Linked DNA regions of Homo sapiens: region 1 is linked to region 2. The links are chromatin loops, found by intact Hi-C in ENCODE. Cell type or tissue: sigmoid colon. All regions are shown on one strand.

Region 1 (4,000 bases), 260 kb after region 2:
GATAGGGCTTAACAAAGAGTTATTAGCACAAAGCAAGGAGGCTTGAAGGAAGTTAGTTTTTAAAAGAAACTATTATTTTTAACACTTATGATTTATTCTTTAACAAGAAGGGAAGGGGAAACTTTGAAGAGGAACTTTTTACATTCTACAAGAGAGAACATTTCCAGGGGCTTCCCTCCTTCCTATACTTGTACGTTTTAACACCAGATTTTCTACTCCCTGCCTCATTATGCCACTCCTGCCCAACTCTAAGTACTTACACTCTTGTACAAAACAAACTTGTCTTTGCTCCCAATTGTAAAGCCTTGGACTAAGATAAGACTCATATGAACACATTCAGTCCTAACTAAGGGACAGCGTAGACCACCAGGACCACAAAGACTGGGTAGTTCTGTCGTCCTCCTGTCTGCACACTCAAGAAAGGCGATTTCCTAGAAGCCCAGGTAGCTTTAGGGCTCCTCCCTGCCCAGGCCACTTCAAGGCCCTGTACTTAATTTTGTGTTTGCAGTTTTGAGTTGCTAAAGAAGCTCCCCACTCCCCGTTCACTCTGAAAGCTGCCTAAGTCCTAGGCCACACAAAACTAGTGTCCACTCTTGAGTATCAGCCTTGGCCACAACTCAGCAGGAGCATGTAGCCAAGTGTGCTTCCATGAGGGTCTTCATTTTAACTAGAAAAAGCAAACTCCTCAAGTTCTGCTGTAATTTTCCTAGCAACTGTATATTGTGGGCCATTTAAATGCCCTTTGTCGGCTGTTTCTCTTTTTTCTTATCCCCCTTTCTCCCTCATATTCTAGACCCCTCTATTTGGAGATTATGTATACCTTCCTGTTCATAACCCCACTCACATTTATAGATAAACAGGGCCCTTTGATATGACACCAAAAGACAGGGGGAAGTGTTTCGAAGGGAAATGTTGGGTTTTTTGTTGTTGTTGTTACAACTATTGTGACTTTTAGAATCCATGGTCAGCCAATATGCATTTGAGTCCATTTTTGACTGAAGTCACTGGTATGAAAATGACCTTCTGGACCAGCCAAATTCACAGGGCTGCCCCCCTTCTAATGCTTAATTACTTAACGTGTCTCAAACACATACATTCTGGAAACTCAAATGACTCTGCTCAAGAATGGCTACGTCATCTTTGTGGGAGGGAGATCCCAAAACTCCTAGGATGATTATTATTATTTAATAACACATGGGGCACCTCTTCTACCCCCGCCCCGCCCCCCCCGCCCCCAACACACACACACACCTAATCACACTGTCAGCCCAGAATGAAGTGAGAAGAGTCTGGCTTTATTTCAAGACCAGCTAGTCAGCTCTTCAGAGCTGCAGTAAATGTTCTCACTCCCTCTACCCTGCCCTTGTATCTGTAATTCATCTTTATTCATAATGTGGCCCATTTAAAGTCGCAGTGTGTGAAACACCGTCTACCAGCGGCGGGGTTGAGCAGATAAAATGTCAGACATTGTAGCGGGGGCGCTCCCGAATAGAACGCTTCAGTCTTGAGCGAGAGCAGGGTTATCCGCGCGACCCACCAGCTCCTAGGTTTAGGCCAGTCACCCAAGGCCGCCTGGCACAGGACGGCACAGTAGGTGGGAGCATTTGGGTGGCATACCCCAGAAACCACAGGAATCAGAAGAGAAAGGGAGCAAATGTCAATCCGTGATTCTTCGGACCAGGTACAAATCTTGGTTTCCAAGGGACGCCACCTTGGTCTCTTTCAGAAGAAACGGCTTCCGAGGGACCGACACGAATCCGCACACATCTCGTGCTGAAATTTCCCCGGGAAGGCGCTGTGATCTGTCCGGTTTTCCTGCTCCCCGCCCCTCTGGCGGCCCGTAGGCCTGTCATCTAGAAGGCTCCCAGCTTTTCCGCGCTTCCGTGGGAATGCGAGAAGGAAAGGCTTTGAGAATGCAAGCATGAAAGGTGGTGTTCTTCTGCAGTCCTCTGGGAACCCCCCACTTCCCGGACCGCTGAGGATGCTAAAAGGAGCTTCCTTGCTTCCCCACACCTCCCCCGACCGGCGTTGGGACAAGATGGCCAAATGTTAGCAAATAATGTGTGCGGGGGCGGGGGAGCCGAGCACAAGGTGGAGAAGCCGCGGGAGCGCGCGGAGACCCCCAGCCCGGCGGCCCCCCGCAAACACGGCCGCGGGGGGCGGGGAGAGGGTGGCTAGGCTCGCGGGAGCTCGCCGGGCAGGGCGCCTCCCAGGAAGGCGGGGAGGGGAGCGCCTGTTTACCCAGGAGGGCTGTGCTGATAGCACGTTCCTCGAGTTTACTTTGCTTTCCTTGAGTTTATTGTAAAGGGGTAAAGTTTTCGGATCCGTCACGTGACCCTGACAGGTCCTGCCTATGGCGCGGCAGACCACCCACGCCGAGGGCCATGGAACTGCTTAATAGAAACAGGCTTGTAATTGTGAGTCCGCGCTGCACTCCGCCGAAAGCCTCCGGCGGCCCAGCGCGCCGGGGTTTTTACACTTTCCGTTCCTTTTGTAAAGACGGAGGAGGAGGAGAAGAAGAAGAAGAAAACGGAGGAGAAGAAAAAGACGACAGGGGAGACAAAGAGACCCGCAGCGACAAGGCAAGGGGGAGACGAGGGAAGACTGGGAGAAGACGGAGGAGCGGAGGACGAGGAAAGGGGGGCCAGGGAAAAAAAAGGAATTGATGTGAAATCCAAGCCCAGCGTCCGCGCCATCGGCACCCGCGCTCCGAGCAGGGGTTGACGGCCGGCTATGGTGAGTGCAGCCAGCGCGGCGGCCGCCGACGCCACCTCGCCTCGCGCGCCGTGCTCCTCGGGCGGCGCGGGGACACGGGGACGCGGGACGCCCCGCGCGGCGGACGGAGGAGCGAGCCCCGAGCGCCGGGCAGGAGGGGCGGGCCGCGCGCCGGGGCCGTGGAGCCGGGTGGGCTGCGCCGCCTGGGCGCGGGAGCGCGGGTCCCGCGCCTCCACGCTCGCTCGCACGCCCGGGCCCCCGCCCCCGAGGCCAGCCCCGCGTGGCGGGGAGGGGGCTGGCCGCGGCGGGCCCCGGCTGAGGAACGGCTCCGGGGGGAATTCTCACGGAGGGGGTCGCCGGAGCTCCCATTTTCACGCCTGAAAGGGTCGCCACCTTGGCTTCCGCTCATCAGCCTGGTGGTGGCTACTGACTCGCCAGCGGAGGCAGAGCTGGTGATGGAAGGGCTGGTGCGGAGAGTGACAGCGCCGAGGGGAGGGGGCTCAGAGCGCGCGCGCGGAAGCCGCTGCCGCCAGCTCGCGGGAGCAGCCGCAGCCGCAGGGAAGGGCACGCTCGCGCCCCGCAGACCCGCTCTCGAGCCCGCACGCACGCCTAGGGGTGCGGGACACCCGGGCTAGAAGAGACGCACCTTACCCACCTCCCCTCCCATGCTGCGGGAAAAGGGCCAGAGAGGCTTTTGGAGTTCTGGAAGGGGCGGTGGGTAAGAGAGGTGGTGTGTGTGACTCTTATGCCCACCGATTCAGGCGCTTGGGTGGCTGCCACCCTTACAGAGATGGGCGACCAGCCCAGTGCTTAGAGTGCAGAGTGCGGCCTCAGGGGAGCCCGGGGGCGGGCCGGACCGATTCTCACTTTACAGGCCCGGGCCCAGCGCTGAACCCCAAGACCCCCAGAAACTGTGCCTCTGGGTGACATGCGCTGTGTCTCCACGTATTTAGTACGTTCATGTTTAAAATGATGCTAGCGTGTGGATGAGCACACTCTCAGGGAAACTGATCTGTTTCCATCACCTAAGAAGAACCATATGGGTGGGCGGCTGTGGAAGACACCCACAGACCTGTTTTCCTGCACCTGGGAGAGAAGACCGTCTTCCTCCCTTTTTATCCTTTCTTCCTCCCTGGGGAGGAGAAATACAAAAGAACTAGACATAAATAATAAAGAGCCACAATGGGTGGCTCTAAATATTTGATAATTGGATCACTGAGGTCTTGAACTACCACAATAGTCCTTTTTCAGCATTCTGTGTGTGTGCATTTCTTTTAGGTTTTTA
Region 2 (4,000 bases):
AAGAATAGCACATTTTTAGAGAAGGGACAAAGGAAAAGGACTGTAAGTCTCTGCAGGCAACTTGTGGGAAGGCAAATCCATGGCGGACAAAGGCTGGCTAGACAGCTGGTGAAGTAGAGTCCTCTGTATCACCTCCAGGCTGATGAGAGTCTAAAGCAGTCTTCATTGGTTAACCTTTGCTCTCCTGGGCAGGAATACTCTTTGTCTCTGTAAATCTATGTCCTGCTTTTAGGCAAATAGAGGGAAGTCTAAAGGGTTCCTGCATCTGCTTCTTAATCGTCTTCAGCTGAACAATCCTTCGTATTTGAGGATGGCATATTCTGATCTCCTAAGAGCTCACAGAAGGTATTCAGTAAATGCTTGTCAAATGAATGCATGACCAAGAGAAAGTCCCACCACTAGGTGCACAGGAACTCGTAGGTGGGAATTTTCTCCCTCAAATTCCTTAAAATAATTATCAACATCATTATCTTACATTCATTTAATCAATGTGCAAGATATCATACTGGTAAGCAATTTGTGAATGTTGTCTTTTAATCTCACAAGAATTGTATCAGCTGATTACTATTATTGTTGTTGTTGTTGTTGTTGTTATACCTGTTTTACAGATGAGGAAACTGGGCTCAGAGAAGCTAAGCTAATTGGCCAAGCCAGAACACAAAGCTCTGTCAGTCTGTCTGCAATGCTACCTGCATCCTTAACCCTTGTGGTAACTGTGATGGTTTAAGGCAAAAACAAGTAAGTAAAGAGCGCAGCGTAGCCCTTACTATTCATGCTTGCTGCACTGAGAAGCCTTCCAAAAGCCTGAGCCCTTAAAAGAATATGTGGGGCCCGTAGGGCTGATCATGCAGGGACCACCTTTTGCCAACCGAGAATGAATAACCCAGATATCCAGCTTTCTTGATATCTGCAAGTCTAGAAGCACTTTATACTGCTTTCAAATTATTTGTTAAAGCACAATAATTCACATTGTGTAGCATTTTACGGTGACTAAATGTTCTGACGAACATCAGCCTAATCACAGAACTGTCTTGTAAGGTAGTTGGGCTGTCGTATTATTCTTCCTGTTCTCCAGAGGAGGACACTGAGGCCCACAAAGCTTGTGACTCTGCTGGGCAGAGGCCGAACAGGGCCCGCCCTTCCTTCACACTACGCTTGTCTTGGTTAGCATGTTACCTTTCCTTTGTCCCTCACCCACCCTCTTCCGCAAAGCAAGCTATGGGGAAATTATGATAGATTAGCCTTTACAGAGGGAAAACCAAATAATGCTAGGTTCCAAAATATTATTTTGAAAAGTTTTTTAAAGGCATCCAGTCCTGTTAGCTAAGAAAGCTGTAAAAAAAATAAACCACAAGAGTTTAGTGGTTTGAATTCAGCTGAGGCTGGGAAAAATGCCATCGATGGCTTTTACTTCGGTGGCCAAGCTGCCTACATTTTTCTAGCAACTTCGGGAGTTGGCCAATATTCACATCTGAAAAACCATCTTGGGCCCTGAGAAACCTCCTGCTTGCCCAGCTCCACAGACAGAAAGACTGTGATGGGGCCCAAAACAGGATTGGCTGAGATCAAGGTCGCGGAAGCTGGCAGAGCAGGTGGGCTGCACGTTGTGACGCCAGCGGGGACCCACACCGGGCACCCACAGGATGAGGGTTTCAGCGGGTGCCAGTCCCACGCCCAACACCCTGTCCTTTATTCCTCTCTCTTCAAACCGGCTGGATCTCGAGCCCACTCACCTGAACGCTGAACTTTTTAGTTGAAAATTTACCAGATACGAACAGGGAGTTTTTGTACTGGGTGTTTATTTCCTGGACCATGGGTACTGCCGGTCGGGGATGGGAAGAGGATGACAAAGCAGCAAACAAAAAGATTTTACAGCCGCCCACCTGCCGAGGACTCCAGCGAAAGCTTGAGTTGCTGAGGATTACTGAGAGGCCGGGGGCTGCCATCGGAGCTAGCAGCCGGAGGGCAGAGAGAGTGGAGTGCTCAGTGCAGCGGGCGGAGGCTGGGAAGAGCTGTCCCGGGCTGTTTTCAGGAGCAGCTGCTCAGCTTCAGCGGCCTCTTCCCTGGGCTGACAGGGCCACAGGCATCGAAAACCCGGCCTAGCCCAACCTCTGCCGGCCAAACAGCCCTCATAAAACCACAGACTCCTTTTAAAAAGCAATAAAAGGAGCCATGCCCAGAACACCAGATCAGGGCAGGACATGGGGTGAAGATGTCTGAGGCAGAGAACTGGGGGAAACAGTTCCAGGAACCTGCGTCTGTGTGCGTGGTGGTGGTGGCGGGGGGCATGGTGTGTGTGTGTGTGTGTGTGTGTGTGTGTGTGTAGAGAGAGAGAGAGAGTTCTTCTTGTAGGGGGAAACCAAGTGAGATGATAGACTCTGGTGAATGGCAGACAATAATTCCACTGTCTCCTGCCCCTCCTGTGGCCTAGTGTCCAGCCCAGGTACACGGGCCCTGCAAAGCGCCCCCTCCTCCCAGCCCCTCCCCTCCTGCCTTCCTGGCCCTGAATGCCCGGGACCACTCAGGCCTTCATCCATACTTGCAAACGGCAGCAGCCACCTCTTGTTTCCCGGCACTGTCGGAGAAGGCTGGGACACTCTGGACAGTCTTTTGGGCACCTTCCAAAACTATGTGTGCAAAAAGAAACAGGGCTTTTAAAAGAGACCTTTAAGAATGAGGGCTCCCTCACCTTCCCTGAATAGGAACAGACTAAGAAATCTCTTCTGCAGCTTCTTTGGGTTTCTCTTTGGAGAGATGTGTTTCCCCTGGCTGTCTGTCGGCAGGAGGGAGGTTTGGAAAGCCTGCAGGATAAGCAACAGTGGGAACACTGCGCATTCACCCGCAGGAGGCCACCCACGGAGACTGCGGGGAACACACACACACTCACACACACAAATACGCGCAAACACAAAGAAACCTCCATTCAGCCCATCTCTCAACATGAAGCAAACGCATGGCAAACATTGCAAAATCTCGGTTTTGCTGGGGAGGCCGCCGGGCCTTTAGATGGGTATTAACGCAATTGGTAGACATTAACCCGTTGTGTGCCGCCTGCTGGTTTATTCTCCAGCTGAGAATGAAGGGAGAAGCTGGGTTTTAAGAAAGTCTCAGAAGCAAACGATGTCATGGCGAACACTGTATACAATTCAGGGAGAGAAGCAGCACACCAAACTGAGTATTTGAATAATACTAAAATAAAGTTAATATCACATTTTTAATGATTCCAATTGCAACACTGATTATTCAATATTAATCCCAACTTTAATAGAAGTATAAGATGCTACCAAGAAAGACACTAAATTGCAGTTGTGGAATTATTAGCTCGGGGCTTCTCAAACTTGAACAGGCACACAACCCTCTGGGGGTCTGGGAAAAACACAGATTCGGATTCCGAGGTCTGCAGCGGGGGCACTCCTAACAAGCGCCCAGGTGGTGATGACGCTGAGACTAGCAAGGTGTGGGTAAATTTTTTTCTTCTTTATAGTATAGCTTTTGGTATCTTACAATCTTCTGTAATGACCATGTTACTACTTAGGCAATCATGAAAATATTTTCCTTTTGAAGATAAGGTATTTGTAGATTAAGTTCCATGCCTCATCTGACCAGTGCCTGGAGCGCTAGGGTATGAGGCTTATCAACAGGAAGGGCAATTCAGAGCTTTGATTCTCAGCCTAGAGTGGGGGTCTCCAGGGAATCCCCGGGAAGCTTTACAAAGCATTTGCCCCCTGGGGACTTGTCAGAATCTGGGGGAGAGGAGGGCTGTGTAATTGGAGAGCTCCCTGGACCACACACCACGCCAGTTGCCCAGGCCTGAGCGCCACTACTGCAGACTTCCCACTTTGCTGTCCTGTGTCGCATACCTCAGTCTGTTCGGATCCAGGCCTGCTCTGTAGCTGTCACTGGAGTGGCTGAGTGCAGGGTAAGAAATATACGATTTGGTGTTTCAGTCAGGAAGATCCAATGTTTCATGTTTATCTGGAGTAAAAAGGGCTATTTGCTG

Evidence for each region. A loop is a pair of places that touch in the nucleus more often than their neighbours do. Peaks named below come from ENCODE experiments on the same cell type or tissue, not always from the same donor. Only the 100,000 strongest peaks of a DNase experiment are listed, where the experiment ranks them.
Region 1: a loop joins it to region 2, with 7 times the contacts of the local background. A loop is called at or near these places in 1 of 110 quality-filtered maps.

Annotation. Positions count from the first base shown.
Region 1 is chr9:95,515,205-95,519,204 of GRCh38, reverse strand. It overlaps a transcript of PTCH1 not described here. Among named protein-coding and RNA genes, the nearest start is that of PTCH1, 7.9 kb to the right of the region's middle. In sigmoid colon, no CTCF peak of the experiment used is centred here; DNase peaks (open chromatin) are centred at 1,884, 2,354, 2,667 and 3,158; H3K4me3 peaks cover 2,328 bases; H3K27ac peaks cover 2,072 bases; H3K27me3 peaks cover 642 bases.
Region 2 is chr9:95,770,626-95,774,625 of GRCh38, reverse strand. All of the region lies in intron 2 of LOC105376161 (a long non-coding RNA gene), which reads right to left. Among named protein-coding and RNA genes, the nearest start is that of ERCC6L2, 100 kb to the left of the region's middle. RefSeq lists enhancers at 1,075-2,032, 1,954-2,123. In sigmoid colon, no CTCF peak of the experiment used is centred here; DNase peaks (open chromatin) are centred at 2,075, 2,519 and 2,845; H3K4me3 peaks cover 1,619 bases; H3K27ac peaks cover 1,901 bases.